Regions from separate parts of the Homo sapiens genome. Here region 2 is linked to region 1. The links are chromatin loops, found by intact Hi-C in ENCODE. Cell type or tissue: GM12878. All regions are shown on one strand.

The links. Hi-C counts contacts between places; a loop is a spot of excess contacts. Peaks named below come from ENCODE experiments on the same cell type or tissue, not always from the same donor. Only the 100,000 strongest peaks of a DNase experiment are listed, where the experiment ranks them.
Region 2: it touches region 1 in a loop (2.9-fold over the local background); 2 of 110 quality-filtered maps call a loop at or near these places.

The regions. Positions count from the first base shown.
Region 1 is chr20:40,986,535-40,994,534 of GRCh38, reverse strand. The region is part of intron 1 of LOC100128988 (a long non-coding RNA gene); the gene reads right to left. Among named protein-coding and RNA genes, the nearest start is that of TOP1, 38 kb to the left of the region's middle. RefSeq lists enhancers at 3,391-3,440, 3,461-3,620, 3,681-3,770. In GM12878, a CTCF peak has its summit at 3,820; DNase peaks (open chromatin) are centred at 2,934, 3,815 and 7,592; H3K4me3 peaks cover 1,203 bases; H3K27ac peaks cover 2,500 bases.
Region 2 is chr20:41,314,153-41,322,152 of GRCh38, reverse strand. ZHX3 (zinc fingers and homeoboxes 3) reads left to right here and starts at 4,422. Exons shown (of 4, transcript NM_001384317.1): 1 at 4,422-4,644. RefSeq lists an enhancer at 3,993-4,042 and silencers at 4,153-4,602, 4,613-4,902. In GM12878, no CTCF peak of the experiment used is centred here; a DNase peak (open chromatin) is centred at 4,322; H3K4me3 peaks cover 2,065 bases; H3K27ac peaks cover 847 bases.

The DNA.
Region 1 (8,000 bases):
ACATAAATGCTAGCAGCCATACACTTTTCTTCTTTTACTTAACTATATATATATAATATATGTATATACATTTTATATTTTATTTATTATTTATTTATTGAGACAGGGTCTTGCCCTGTTGCGCAGACGGGTGTGCAGTGTTGTGAACATGGCTCACTGCAGCCTCAATCCCCTGGGCTCAAGCAATCTGGCCACCTCAACCGTTTGAACAGCTGGGGCCACAGGCGTGCACTACCACGCCTGGCTAATTTTCCTTCAATTTTTTTTTTTTTGCAGAGACAAGGTTTCACTAGGTTGGCCAGGTTGGTTTTGAACCCCTGGGTTCAAGTGATCCTCCTGTCTCAGGCTTCTGAAGTGCTGGGATTATAGGCATGAGCCACCATGCCCAGCCTAGCAATATATTCTGAAGATCACTCTACTACAGTATACAAAGATAGCTCTCATTCCATTTTATGGCTTCATAGTATTCCACTGTGTAAATATATCATAATTTATTCACATAATCCCCTGTTGATGGATGTTTGGGTAGTTTCTAGCCCCTTGTTATTACAATGAGTGCTGTAACAAAGAGGCTTGTGTCAGACATTTGCCAGAGTATTTTTGGGATTGACTCATGGAAGTTGTATTGCTAAGTAAATGCATCTGTAATACTGGCTTTTGAGATCCTAGCCCAAGAATGCTTTCTTTTTTATTAGTTATTTTTTAAATAGCAAAATCTATCAAAACTCTTTTCACTGTAAATTGACAATTTATAGCTGTATAAATTTGTGAGGTACAAAGTGATGTTATAATGTATGAATACAATGTGGAAGAATTAAGTCAAGCTAGTTAACACATCCACAGCCTCAATAAGAATACTATCTGTGTGAGCTTTTTTCACACTACCTCTCTGTGCCTCAGTTTCTGATCTGCAAAATGGGGATAATAACAGTATTTACCTCAGGGAGTTGTTGGGAAGACTATATGGGCTAGTTGTTTTAAAGTGTTTAGAATAGACTGGGCATGGTGGCTCATGCCTGTAATCCCAGCACTTTGGGAGGCCAAGGTGGGCGGATCACTTGATGTCAGGAGTTCGAGACCAGCCTGGCCAACATAGTGAGACCCCTGTCTCTATTAAAAATGTAAAAATTAGGGCCAGGCATGGTGGCGCATGCCTGTAATCCCAGCACTTTGGGAGGCTGAGGTAGGCAGATTGTCTGAGCTTGGGAGTTCAAGACCACCTTGGGCAACAGGGTGAAACCTTGTCTCTGCTAAAAAAAATACAAAAAATTAGCTGGACATGGTGGCGGGCACCTGTAGTCCTAGCTACTTGGGAGGCTGAGGCAGGAGAATTGCTTGAACCCAGAAGGCGGAGGTTGCAGTGAGCCAAGATCACACCACCGCACTCCAGCCTGGGCGACAGAGGGAGACCCTGTCTCCAAAAAAAAAAGAAAAAAAAAAGAAAAGAAAAATTAGCCAGGCATAGTGGTGGGTGCCTATAATCCCAGCTACTTGGAAGGCTGAGGCAGGAGAATCACTTGAAGCCAGGAGGTGGAGGTTGCAGTGAGCTGAGATGGTGCCACTGCTCTCCAGCCTGTGCAACAGAGTGAGACTCCATCTCAGTAAATAAATAAATAAATAAATAAATAAATAAATAAATAAAGTGCTTAGAATTTTCCTGGTACATGGAAAATGTTCAATAAATGTTAGCTGCTTTTATTTTTATTAGCAAAGGGATAGAAAGTATGGGAATATGTGGACAGGTGGAACAGTAGAGTTAGATGCTGCTATAAGTTTTTAAGAAGGGATTCTGGAGCTCTTCCTACTGCCCCTGCAGGAAAGGGAAGAATCGAAGAACCCAGAAATGAAGTTTGAAGATTAAATGAATAGGACAAGGACTGATAGTTTAATCCTAGCATAGACAGTGGGCCCTAAGGCTCCAAATGCCCCTCTTCCCAATGCTTGAGTGCTGGCTACACACTCTGACCTGTCTAGAGACTTAGATGCACTCTGGAGGAAGAGAGGGAGGAAGCAGTCACTTGACCACATTTAACCTGAACTTATTTACAGTAAATCTCTGCCATTAGGTTGGATGGGCACTTGGGATAGAAATGAAATTCAGTTATACAAAAATAAGTTACTTTATATATTCATTTTACATGAGCTTATGGCCTATGAAATTCAACTCGTTACAATATAATTATTGACTGATAGCCTGAGGCACAAGAGGAGGGTGTGAAAGAATGGAAGGAGTGGGAGGGAATAAAAGAAATATTGGAAGGCAGCTCTTTGTTCACCTTACACATGGGGCTAGAGCTCTGATGTCCAATATGGTAGCCACTAGCTACATGAGTCCGATGACTACCAAATTGGAAAACCTAGCTATAGAAATTTTCAGCATTGCACTGTTCTATTGGACAGTGCTGGGAATGTTGATTGGCCGTGCATAGTGGGTGGCAGAGTGTAAACCCTGGTGCTGGAGGTCCATCCTGATATCCTCATTTTTGGTTCCCAATAAATGGGCTCAAACTGGTCCTCTGAAGGTCCTGGACAGCTGCTCACATCCACACGGCCATCCAAGTCTGTGTCTCAGGCTTCTGCTCCTTCCTCCTTCCTCTAGGGAGTAGCTGCCTGCAGCTCTAGCTCTTTATCCCCTTTCTTACAACCTGCTCCTCCAAAGTCATGCCCAGACTCATGTCCTGGGTCTCCTTCCCAGGCTCTCAGGAGGCTTCAGTCAAGCTGGTCTATTCGTTCTCTGTCATCTGCCTAGACTGAATTAAGGTAGCTGGCAGGCTCCCTGTAGTTGGAGGCAGACAGGGCACCCCCAGTTAGTTCCTCCTTACTCTCTGCTGGCTCATATTTCCTGTTTTTAATAGCTAGGTCCCTGGGCCTATCAAGGGGTGATACAAGGCCTGTCTCTTCCCTCCCCCACCATGCTTACTTTGAAAAGGGGGAAGTGGAACTGCTCAGTGTTCATGAGCTGGGCTAATAGCACCTTCTGTCATGCAGCCCTCCCAGCCCTGAAACCTCCAGCTCTCAGTCCTACTCAGGTTCCCACACCCACCCCACAAAAAGCCTTGTCTGAGGCTTCCTCCAGAATTGCAAGGTCTGGGGAGCTGGGTGCCACAGACCCAGAGGAAGTTTCCCTGCTCTGTTCTGTTTGTTTCTGTAGAGATGATGTGAACACCTCACTGCTATCCAAGTTTCATTCAATGAATATTTGTTGGTCATCTGGGCCTGACCCTGAGATCACCAGGGTCTACAAGGCAGATGAAAGCCCTGCTCCTTAGACATCTGCCCTAGTCGGGGAGACAGACAACAAAGAAGAAAAATGGGATCCTGGTTGAGGAGTTGGTGGGGGGCAGATTCTAATATTGGAGGTTCTTTTGGGTTGGAGGGAGCTGGGCGTGCTAGGCAGGGACAAGATGGAAAGGAGAAAGGAGGTGTATGCCTGACTGTGAGCTCCATTAAGCCAGGGACTGTGCCCTATTTGCCTTCCATTGATTCCTCAGTGATTCCTTCCATTGATTCCATTGATTCCTCCTCAGAGCGGGAGCTCATGAAGCACTGAATGAATGACCGACCAGTGCTGCTGAGATAGGCGCAAAGCTGGGGGCTTCTGAGCTGGACTTGCCTCTGTGGTCCCCATGGCTGCCCTTGTTGCATGGGGCCTGGACCCCAGCCCCAGCCCAGCCAGCTTTGCTGCCACTTGGATTCATTCTCTGCAGTTTCCAAGTCTTTCCCTGAGCTATGGCCTCCAACCTATCCCAGCTCAGGGCCGGTACGTGTCTAGGCAGCTCTATCCAGCTCTTTCCTCACTTGGCAATTTGTGAAGTGGAGACATCAAGTGGTCAGATCCTGGAACGGCAGCAGTCGAGCTGTGGACACAGAGCAAAGGCTCCCGAGCCCTCCTGCCAGGCAGAGCCCTGATGCAGCGATGATTAGTACTGGATCCACACAGAACCTTATCCTGGCTGAGCCCAGATTCCAGCCATAGAACGAACTCTAATCCTGGTCACAGACTGAGACCTCCAACTCCTAATTAGGGGTCTAAGAGGGGTACTCCTAAACAATTCCCCTAATTTTACATTTGTACTGTAATGAACTGATACAACTTTAAAAACTTTTTTTTGGAAGGTTCACATATATTCAGAATTTTCCATTCTAAACATATCCATGCAACCAATGCTCATTGCTGGCAATCCCAGACACCTTCATCTTCATACTTCCTTCTACTCGCTACCTCCCCAAGGGTAACAACTTCTATATATTTGAAATCATACTGTATATTCTTTTCTTTTTTTTGAGACAGGGTCTCATTCTGTCACCTAGGCTGGAGTGCAGTGGTATGATCTTGGCTCACTGCAACCTCTGCCTCCCAGGTTCAAGTGATTCTCGTGCCTGAGTAGCTGGGACTACATGTGTGCGCCACCACGCCCAGCTAATTTTTTGTATTTTTAGTGGAGACAGGGTTTCCATCATGTTGGCCACGCTGTGTATATTCTTTTCGGTGTCTGGCTTCTTCTGCCCAATGTCATGTTGGTGAAATTCATCCACATTGATATGCGTCCTTGTTGATTGGTTATACTTGGTGTGCACAGTCAGCCCCCCGTATCCATGGATTCTGCATCCATGGATTCAACCAGCCACAGATTAAAAACATTTTTAAAAAAGTTGCATCTATACTGAACATGTAGACTTTTTTCTTGTCATTCTTTTTTTTTTTTTTGAGACGGAGTCTTACTCTTTCACCCAGGCTAGAGTGCAGTAGTGCAATCTTGGGTCACTGCAACATCCACCTCCCAGGTTTGGGTGATTCTTCTGCCTCAGCCTCCCAGTGAGCTGGGATTACAGGCATCTGCCACCATGCCTGGCTAATTTTTGTATTTTTAGTATAGACAGGGTTTCACCATGTTGGCCAGGCTGGTCTTGAACTCCTGACCTCAGGTGACCTGCCTGCCTTGGCCTCCCAAAGTTGCTGGGATTACAGGCATAATCCACCACCCCCAGCCCTTGTCATTCTTTTCTTTTCTTTCTTTCTTTCTTCTTTTTTTTTTTTTTTTTTTGAGACAGAGTCCTGTTCTGTCACCCAGGCTGGAGTGCAGTGGTGCATCTCGGCTCACTGCAAGCTCTGCCTCCCGGGTTCGCCATTCTCCTGCCTCAGCCTCCCGAGTAGCTGGGATTACAGGAGCCCGCCACCACGCCCAGCTAATTTTTTCTATTTTTAGTAGAGACAGGGTTTCACTGTGTTAGCCAGGATGGTCTCGATCTCCTGACCTCGTGATCCGTCCGCCTCGGCCTCCGAAAGTGCTGGCATGAGCCACTGCACCCGGCATGAGCCACTGCACCCGGCCCATTATTTTCTTAAAACACAGTATAACAACTATTTACATAGCATTTACATTGTATTAGGTATTATAAGCAATCTAGAGATGATTTAAAGTTTATGGGAGGATGTGCATAGGTTATATTCAAATACAACACCATTTTATGTAAAAAACTTGAGAATTCCTGAATTTTTGTATCTGTGGGAGTCCCGGAATCAATCCCCCATGGATATTGAGGGATAGCTGTATTTTACTGTGTGAATTTATACTGCAACTTAGTTATCTATTCTATTGTCAATGAGCATTTGGGTACTTCCATTTGAAGGTTATTGTAAGTAGTGCTGCCATGGATTTTGTAGCATATGTCATTTGGTGAACAGAGCTTAGGCATCTCTGTACCTAGAAGTGGAATTGCTGGGTTATGGGTTTTGTATTGATTTAGCTTCATTAGTTGCTAATAAATAGTTTTCCGAAGTAGTTATACCGATTTACATGCCCCACTCAGGGTATGCCAATTCCAGTTGTTCCATACCATTACAGTATTCATTCTAGACTTTTTGTCTTTTCTACTGTAGACTTTCTGGATGATGTGTACTGATGATATCACTCTTGGATGGGCCTGCAATGCAGATGAGCTTATGTGCAGATGTATTGATTTTATTATTAATAAATGGAAGGGATTTTAATGGAACTGGCCCTGCTATCTTATAATTGACACTGAAAAGGGATCCAGCTCAACATTTCTAAAACCCAAATAAAAGATTTTAGTCATTTAAGCAAAAATTTGTAAATCTCTCAAATTCATAAACTCATAAGGGACTCCTTCTATCACTTAACTGCTTATTCTTAGTAACTCTTTTTTTTTTTTTTTTTTTTTGTTGGAGACAGGGTCTCACTCTGTCGCCTAGGCTGGAGCTCAATGGCAGTCTCAGCTCACTGCAGCCTCTGCCTCATGGGCTCAAGTGATTCTCCATCCTCAGCCTCCCGAGTAGCTGGGATTACAGGCATATGCCACCACGCCTGGCTGATTTTTGTATTTTTAGTAGAGATGGGGTTTCACTATGTTGGCCAGGCTGGTCTTGAACTCCTGACCTCAAGCGATCCACCCACCTTAGCCTTCCCAAGTGCTGAGATTTCAGGCATGAGCCACTGTGCCCAGCCAAAAACTCTTATCTGATCAGACATTTTGTTGCACTTAAGCTTGGAAGATTCAATAGGAAGTAATTTTTTTGCTAAATTGGGATTTAGCATTATTTGTTTTATATCTATGTGTATATATATATATATATATATATATATACATGAGTAATATACAAGAGTATACTAGTGTACTACTCTTGTAGCATATGTCCATTGGTGAACATAGGTAGGCATTTCTGTGCCTAGAAGTGTGTATATACCTACACATACATTTATATTATATTCACACACACACACACACACACACACACACACAGAGTATTAATTGAAGAGAGTTATAAGACACAGCTTTAGGAAACTAGTTGCTGAATTTTGTCTTGATCTTGCTGAGCACAGTGTTTGTTTATTTGGCCCAAAGAAGCAATGGCCCAGGGACCATTTTGGGGAGCTGCCTTCTAGATCTGCAGAAAGTATAAAATGGTTCCAAGCAAAGAAACACTGGAGTTCCCGGGGTTCCAGATCCACCTTCCACATCAGAGTCCCAATTCCCACTTTACCTGACTTGTTGGCACTGTGTCTGGGCTCCGAGGCATGGAGACCATGCAGGATGGATGAGGCAGAAATGACCAGGAGACTCTCCAGCTGCCAGTGTGCAGAAGCCTCCACAACTGGCAACCAATCAAGTATCATACTTGTAAAACAATTCTTTTTTTTTCTGAGACAGAGTTTCACCCTTGTTGCCGAGGCTGGAGTGCAGTGGTCTGATCTCGGCTCACTGCAACCTCCACCTTCCGATTTCAAGCAATTCTCCTGCCTCAGCCTCACAAGTAGCTGGGATTACAGGCGCCTGCCACCATGCCTGGCTAATTTTTGTATTTTTAGTAGAGACGGGGTTTCACCATGTTGGCCAGGCTGGTTTCGAACTCTTGACCTTGTAATCCACCTGCCTCAGCCTCCTGAAGTGCTGGGATTACAGGTGTGAGCCACCGCACCTGGCCAAAACAATTATTTTAGCTAAAAGTCATACATTTTCTCTTATTTAAATGACAGGCTGATTTTTGTCTCTGCTTACAGGAAACACATACCTTGGAAGTGGTCAACCTTCATAGTCTGAAGGAGGAAGTGGTCAAATACCAAGATCAGAACCTGGTCTATTAATCACTAGGCAGGAGTGTGTAGAGGAAGACAGACTGGGGAATGGAGACCCTGCTAGGGACCACATCAAACCCAGGTTACAATCAAACATTGGTACCTGAAAGCTGTTCTGTCTCCACCTGGAGACTTTTCACTTCTTTGCTCTGGACAGGCTTGGCTGATCCCAGCATTTAACAACATTTAACTGCATTTAACTCTCAAAGGCAATCTTGTCACCCTCATTTCTATTTCATCTCAAGGACTAACAATTTCAAGAGTAAAAAGTAAAAAATAGGGGGATGAAGAAACAGGGACAAAGGGGAAATGGGAGAAGAAAGCTAAGAGCAATCAAGGGAGAGGTTAGTGCAAGCAATGCAGTTTATAGACTCCTAGGTAGTTGGAAACCATGGGCCACAAATC
Region 2 (8,000 bases), 330 kb before region 1:
ACATTCCCTCACAACTCCCTCACTGACTCACCCAGAGCAACTTCCAGTCCTGCAAGCTCCATTCATAAGTGCCCTGTACAAGTGTACCATTTTAAAATATTTTATACCCTACTTTTACTGTACCTTTTCTATGTTTAGATATGTTTAGATACACAGATGTATACCACCGTGTTATAACTGCCTACAATATTCAGTACTGTAACATGCTGTACAGGTTTGTAACCGAGGAGCAATAGGTTATACCATATAGCCTCAGTATGGTAGGCTTTACCGTCTAAGTTGTGTAAGTACACTGCATGATGTTTGCACAATGAAGCAATAACCTAATCACACATTTCTCAGAACATATCCCTGTCATTAAGCAATGTGTGACTGTACTTCTACTCACATTTTATTGACCAAAGAAAGTCACATGGCTATTCACAAATCCAAGCTATTGTAAGGAAGTACAATCCTATCATGTGCCTACAGAGGTCTTATGGAGAGCATCCCAGTTTTTGTCCCCTTTTTTGCTGGGAAAAAAACAGCTTTCAGGCCAGGCATGGTGGCTCATGCCTGTAATCCCAGCACTTTGGGAGGCCAAGGCTGGTGGATTGCCTGAGGTCAGGAGTTCGAGACCAGCCTGGCCAACATGGCAAAACCCCATCTCTACTAAAAATACAAAAGTTAGCCAGGCGTGGTGGTGCACGCCTGTAATCCCAGCTACTTGAGATGTTGAGGCAGGAGAATCACTTGAACCTGGGAGGCAGAGGTTGCAGTGAGCCAAGACCATGTCATTGCACTCCAGCCTGGGTGACAGAGCAAGACACAGTCTCAAAACAAAACAACAAAAAAAAAACAACTTTTTTTTTTATTGCCACTTAAAAAAGGCCTCCCTACTATGCAGAAATCAAGAACTCAACAATTGTTTCCTGTGTCACTACCAAATGTTTCCCAGGGGTTTTGCCACTATGTGGAACCAGCAGTTCTGTGAGGGACTTCTTTCAAGATACCGCCTCAGCTAGAAACAATTTCCCTTTTCCTGGTAATTGGCCATTTCTTGATTCACAGAGGTGGCTTCCTGGTGAACTTCATGCCTGTAAGCTGGCATGACTGTTCTGGAGGAGAGTACCTACCACAAGTTGGGTCAGTTAGAGCCTTTTCTACATGATTTTGTGATTAGAATGATTAGGGAGTTTTAGTCTCTGGGTAGTTGGAATTGTATCTCATACTTGGGAGAGGTTGGTAGACACATTTCCCATTGTATTATTAATACCTGGAGGCAGAGAAAACAAGTTTGCTGGAGTCATACTGGCTCCCCTTACTCTGCTTCCAGCCCATCCAAAATCCCAGCTAATTATTTCCCTTGGCCTCTGTGAGATCCATCCCACCCAAAGCCTAAAGATAAAGTCCCCTTTTATTTTCCTTGAATTGGTCTGATGGGTTTCTGGTCCTTGCAGCCAGCAAACTTCAGATAGTTCTTTGCCTCTGGACCCTGGCACAAAAAGTTCACAGGTGTAGCCCATTCCAATAAAACAGAGGTCAGGTGGTAACTATTGCATTAACTATACTAGCAGTTTCCTTACTGCTTGAGAAAGCTCATTAGAATGTGAGTGCAAATGACATTATTATAGGGATTACCTGAAATCTGCTTAATTTTTTTTAAAGGAAAGTAATATGCCTCTGTGTGTAAATATCATTTGTGACATACCCCCCAACACTGGTATTAAATGGCTGTTTCTTCTGCCTGGAATCTCTGTCTCAACAACTCTTTAGATGTGGCCCCAAAGTCACCTTTTCTGGGAAGCCTACCCACACTCTCCTGTATATTGTTAATTATGCTATTCTCTGTGCTTCCCAAAGCAGTTGGCACATCCATCTTTGTTACATATTTTCTCCCAGAAGTTTTTTGTTTGTTTGTTTTTGAGACAGAGTTTCGCTCTTGTTGCCCAGGCTGGAGTGTAATGCTGCAAACTCGCTCACTGCAACCTGTGCTTCCCGGGTTCAAGTGATTCTCCTGCCTCAGCCTCCCAAGTAGCTGGGATTACAGGTGCGCCTCACTATGCCTGGCTAATTTTTGTATTTTGAGTAGAGATGGGGTTTCACCATGTTGGTCAGGCTGGTCTCGAACTCCTGACCTCAGATGATTCATCCACCTAAGCCTCCCAAAGTGCTGGGATTACAGGCGTGAGCCACTGTGCCCGGCCAGAAGTATTTTTTTTACATGACTGTTTCCTCTGAAATACTGTTCCTCAAAGGTCGGGAGAATACCTCATTTTTCTCAGGATCCCACTGTGCCTGGATCAAAATAGATGCTCAGAAAAGTTTGTTGAATAAATGAAGTTGTATTGGAGCAGTATAACCTATATACATTCTCATTCATCCCAGAAATACTTATTGAGTACCTGAACATGTCGACCCATGTTCTAGATGTTGAAGATGGGAAAAACAAAGTTCCCACCTTCAGAGATATTATAGATGATATTCAGGTTAGAAGGGCTAGGCAGAAAAGTAAAGCAGGCTTAGAGGATAGTGATTGGAGTTGGGACTTGATACTTTAGTAGAGTGGTCTGGGAAAGTCTGGGGAGGTGACTTTTGAGTAGAAACTTGGAAAGCACACGCCTTTCTGATATCTGGAGGAAGCAACACCAAGTACAGAGGTTCTGAAGTAGAAGTGAGCCTCCATATTCCAGGAGCAAGAAGGAGGCTAGTGTGCCTGGCATGCAATGAGGAGGCCGAGTGGAAGGAGGTGCAGTTAGAGAGGTGGAGAGTATAAGTGGACGAAGGGCAGACACATAGGATCTTGGAAGCCTTTGGGAAAAAAACCACATTTTGGAAATGAAAAAAATAGGTGGGCATGGTGGCGTGCACCTGTAGTCCTAGCTACCTGGGAGGCTGAGGTGGGAGGATTGCTTGAGTTTGGGAGGTTGAGGCTGCAGTGAGCTGTGATGGGGCCACTGCACTCTAACCTGGGAGACAGAGTGAGACTGTGTCCCACTCTCCACCCCACTGCCCCCATATTTTTTTTTTTTTGGCTTTTACTCTGAGATGGGAAACCTTCTGGGGGCTTTTGAGCTTAGGTTTCAACAGGATCCCTCTGGCTTCTGTGTTGAGAGAAGGCACCATGAGAGCACAGTGGAATCGTGGAGAACAGGCAGGAGGCTACTACAATATTCCAGGAAAGAGGAAAAGGGGTATTTTAAAGGTAGAGCTGACAGGCTTTTCTAATGGGTTGCATGTGGGATATGATAGGGAGAGTGGAGTCCAGGATGACTCCAATGGTTTGTCTGGAGTCATCAGAAGAATGGAGTTGACATGAACTGAGGTAGGGAAGGTTGTGAAAGGAGCAAGCTAAGGTGCCACGTATGGGTGTTTGACTATCGACTTGTTTACTTGGACACATCGCTCACACTTGTGTATATGCTCCCTGGTTTTCAGGATCTGAAGGTTCTAAAGTTACTTGAAGTTAAAGGCAGCCTTACTTATTGAACACCAAGCACTGTGCAGAAATCTTTATATGTGGTGTCATTTAACCCTTTTAATATTTCTACTGATTTACTCATGTTTCATTGCCCTTTTACAGTTGAGAGATTAACACGTCCAAAGTCACTCAGACAATTATTAACCTGCTAGATTAATGCAGATCTGGGATTCCCATCCAGGTGTGTCAAGACCGTAGAGCTCCTGCTGTTTACTAATCACTGGATTCTAAAGGTGGGAGCCACTTTCTGAGCATATTTGCTGCAGACTTGGTTCCATAACTAAAAAGGTGCCTGGATCATGTGACGAGAATTCAGGAAAGAACCCAACCCCATCCCAGGCATTACAGGTTATACAACAGCTATGAAGAAAGGACGGTATTAGTGGACTCGAGGAGGCTGACTGATGTTTGAAAGTTCAAGTACTTGAAGACTCAATGTTAAAACAGTGATCAAGAGTTAGTTTTTTTGTTATTATTCTTAAGAAAACAGAAAATATTAAAAATTGCAGTGAACCCTTGGTTGGATAAAAGACCACTCCTAGTCGACGCTTGTTGGGAAACACTGGAATTGGAGGAGTGGGGGCAGACAGGAGCGAGAGCCCCTGCCAGCCTACACACACATCCTTTTGAAAGTGTAACCTGGTGTGACCTTCTTTAAGTGGTCCTCTGGAAAGAGCAGGATATGGAGTACAAAAGCCAGGAACCTCTGGGACCGCAGCATCCGCCCCCAGCGCCTCCTTCCCCGTCTTCTTCAGCCTCCACACGGTGGGGCGGGGAGGAGGGGGGAGGAGGAGTGCTGGCGCATGCGCCGGGGGCAAGGTCCGCTCCCCGCGACGTCAGGGGGCTCGCACCCGCTCGAAAGCCCCGCCCCGCGGCCGCCAGAGGCGACCTGGGCGGACTGGGGGGCCTGGGCCACGCCCCCAGCCGAGTCGAGCAAGGCCGAGGGGAGCCGTGCAAGGCCGAGCAGAGCCGAGCGCCTCCGAGAGCGGCCGAGCCCAGCCGAGCGGCCCGGAGTCGGTTGGTGCAGCTGCGTCCCCGCCGCTCAGCAGTCCGCGGCTCCGGCGTCGCCGCCGCCGCCGCCTCTGCGGGGCCTGCGCCGGCCGCCCGCCCGGCCGCGGGGAGGGAGGCCCGCAGCGCGGGAAGAGCGGCCCGGTCGCGGGCGCCGCCACCGCCGCCGCTGCCAGGTGAGCGCCCGCCACGGCCAGCCGGCCCCGCGTGCCCCCGCGGCTGTCAGTCCCCGGTGTCTGTATCTCTCTCTGCCTGTCAGACCCTGTGTCTGCGCGAGCTCCTTCCCGCCACGCCTGGCCCGCGGCCGGCCCGCAGTCTCAGTCAGCCCCCTCCCGCCGGCTGCCCCTGGTCTTTCTGTCAGCCGCCAGCACCCCCATGCTGAGAGGCTCCGCCCCTTCCCCCCGGAGCCCCGCCCTCCGCCATCTGTCATCACCCCCCGGGCTCCAGGAGCGGGCGTCCAGGGGTCCTAGGGGTCAGGGTAGCCCCGCGTGCCACCATCGTAGAAGGCGCAAAAGGGGGTGGTAGAGGGGAAGCGGGGGCGTTCGCGCAGGCCCGCCTGACCGTGTGAGAGTGCATGCCCGAGTGTGCGTTCCGCGTGTGCACCCGAGAGCCGCCTGCGTCCACGCCCGAGGGCCCTTGCACTCTGCTGGGATGTGGCAGCCCATGCCCCCGGTGTAAAGAGCGTCAGCTCGACCAGTGAAGGCGGCAGAGCCAGGACTCGAACCACTCGGGGTACAGTAGCACCCTGAATCTTGGGACCCTTGTCTGCCCACGCGAAAACACTACACGTGGGCCCCAGGTCCTCGGATTCCCTGAGTGGCGTGTGAGTGGAGTTTGGAGCTTGTTAAGCCTTCCCAGTTTGGGATTTTCATTCAGGGAAGCCTGTTGGAAGTGATTGAGGAGTGGATGGGATGTAGGACTTAGGTGGGGAGTGTTTGAGGGCTTGAGTCATTTTGAGTTGCATGGTTTACATTTCTGAGCAGTGATTGCCCTGGGCTTGTGCCCTGCGAGAAACTTATGTGACTTGGGGTGGGGGAGTGAGGTAGGAAGGAATGCTCCTTTCTGTTTTTATCTATGTGAACACATAGTATATATTTATCCAGATATCCTAAATGTTTATTCATGAGGCGTCCACACGTCCTTAATTTAAAAAAGGATTACAGTAGTTTCCATTTATACACGTTCTTGTGTGTTGTTATCTCAATGCTCTTTATTTGTGGTAACTTAGTATTGCAATATTTCAAAACTAAGAGAAAATGCATCCTAAAACAATTGGTATTTTGCCGGATAATTCTGAACCACGGAGAAGGAGCCAAAAGCGCACTTCATTAGCTGGAACAACTTATTCGAGCTTAATTTGTTTCTAAGAGACATACAGTGGAAAAATCCAGAAGCGCAAAATAGTATCAAAGACACATAGAAAATGAATGAAAAGGGCCCTTCTGTTGCTGCCTTGGAAAGATGGTATCAAAGTTGCTGTAGAGGACAGAGCCACTATGTAATGATCAACATATTAACCAAGTTGGTTTTGTGACCTTGATACATTGAGCGGGGCTTGATTTGTGCAGTGGTTCATGACAGGCAAACATTGCATGGGAAGTGTGGTAATTTTTGGAAAAAAATGTTCCCCATGTTGTTTTGGTTTTTGGTTTTGAGTTTGTTTTTTTTTTTTTCATATTGAAGTAAGATTTCAGACAAGGGAAGTCTCATGGTGGAGTGCTTTTTTCTTTTTAAAGATAACATTAAAAATTACCAAAGTAATTCATGTTTAAGGCAGAAAACTTGAAAAACAAAGAAAAGCATTGCAAACAAAACAAAACAAAAAAAACCCCATAATCCCACAAACCATAGTAAATCACAATTTGGTATTAAGCCTTTTAGCCTTGTTCCCATGTATACGTGTTTTTTCTTACAAAAATGCTATCATACTACACAACTTTTATTCTATGCTTTTTTTCTTTGACTTATAACTAGATTATGAGAGATACATCTTTGTTTTATGAGTAGGAACTTGTGTTTCTCTTTGCAATCCTTTAAAAAATTCAGATCATGTTAGTCCTCTGCTTAGAGCCCTCCAATAGCTTTTTGTCTTAAAGTAAACTCTGAAGGCCTTGCTGTGGCCTGCCAGGCTAACCCTCTTCCGAACAACCATCCTCACTTCGAGCCTTGCCAGACAGATCTCTTTGCTGTTTCTTAAAAACATCAAGCTTACACTTGTAATCACAGCACTTTGGGAGGCCGAGGCGGGCGGATCACGAGGTCAGGAGTTCGAGACCAGCCCGGCCAGCATGGTGACACCCCGTCTCTACTAAAAAAAAAAAAAAAAAAAAAAAAAAAAGCCAGGCCTGGTGGTGCGTGCCTGTAATCCCAGCTACTCAGGAGGCTGAGGCAGGAGAATTGCTTGAACCCGGGATGCGGAGGTTGCATTGAGCCAAGATCACACCACCGCACTCCAGCCTGGGAGACAGAGCGAGACTCTGTCTCAAAAAAGTCAAGCATACTCCAGCCTCAGTGCCTTTGCATTTGCTGTTCCCTCCGCCTAGAACTCTGGTCCCTGGATATTAACATAGTTGACTCCCTTACTTCAGGTCTCTGCTCAAAAGTTAGGTTGTCTGGCTTTGCTTGACTGCATTATCAAATACACCCCATTTCCCTGTTGTTCTTATCCTGCCTTGCTTACCACCACTTGGTAATACATATTTATTTGTTGGTGTATTGTCTCTCTCCCTCATTAACCCTGAAGTGTGAGACTTTTTTTTCACCGATATATCCTCAGGGCTCAGAAACTGCACCTGGCCCATTGTGGGTACTTAATATTTGTTGAATGAATGAAGGAAAGAATGAATGCTCATTATCCATCTATTCATATGACCTTGCTGGTAGCCTTCTAGGCTTCTAGGTAGCTGTGTCATGAGTTAAAATGACAATCTCTTAAAGGTCAGGATATTTCTTTCTCATCTATATCTGAGAAGAATTTTACAAAGTGAGGCTGTGGTCTTAAAAAGAATTACGGTCTTGATTTAACTTGAACAATTGAGGGAAGGAACATTTTTGGCAAATGTTGTTGGCTTTCCTTCTTATGCGTTATCCCTGTGTCACACTGGATATTTTTGAAAAGTATAAAGTTTCCCAGTTATGTTTACAGCTGTGATTTCAATTTGGTAGTTGATAGTGATAGTGTAAGCCTCAAGAGCATAGTGGGGTTTTTGTGTCAACAGATACCCAGAGATATAATTATAGCTTTAATGTGTTTTCATTTGGGGAATAGCTGTTACATATTTACTTATTTTTCTGGCAATTCTGTCCTTTTCCTCTCCCTGCTTATCAGTTTTTGGATGGCCTAGCAGGTATACTTAATTTTTTTTTAACATTTTAAAATAAATCCTTGACCTTTTGCAATTTTACATCTCTCCTGTGACTCTTGAACTGTTTGAAAGTACCAGTTTCATCTTTCAGGATGAAACATCTGTAGTAAAATGTATAATTGCATTTTAATTTATGAGGATGGGAAAATTGTATCTTGGGGTAGAAT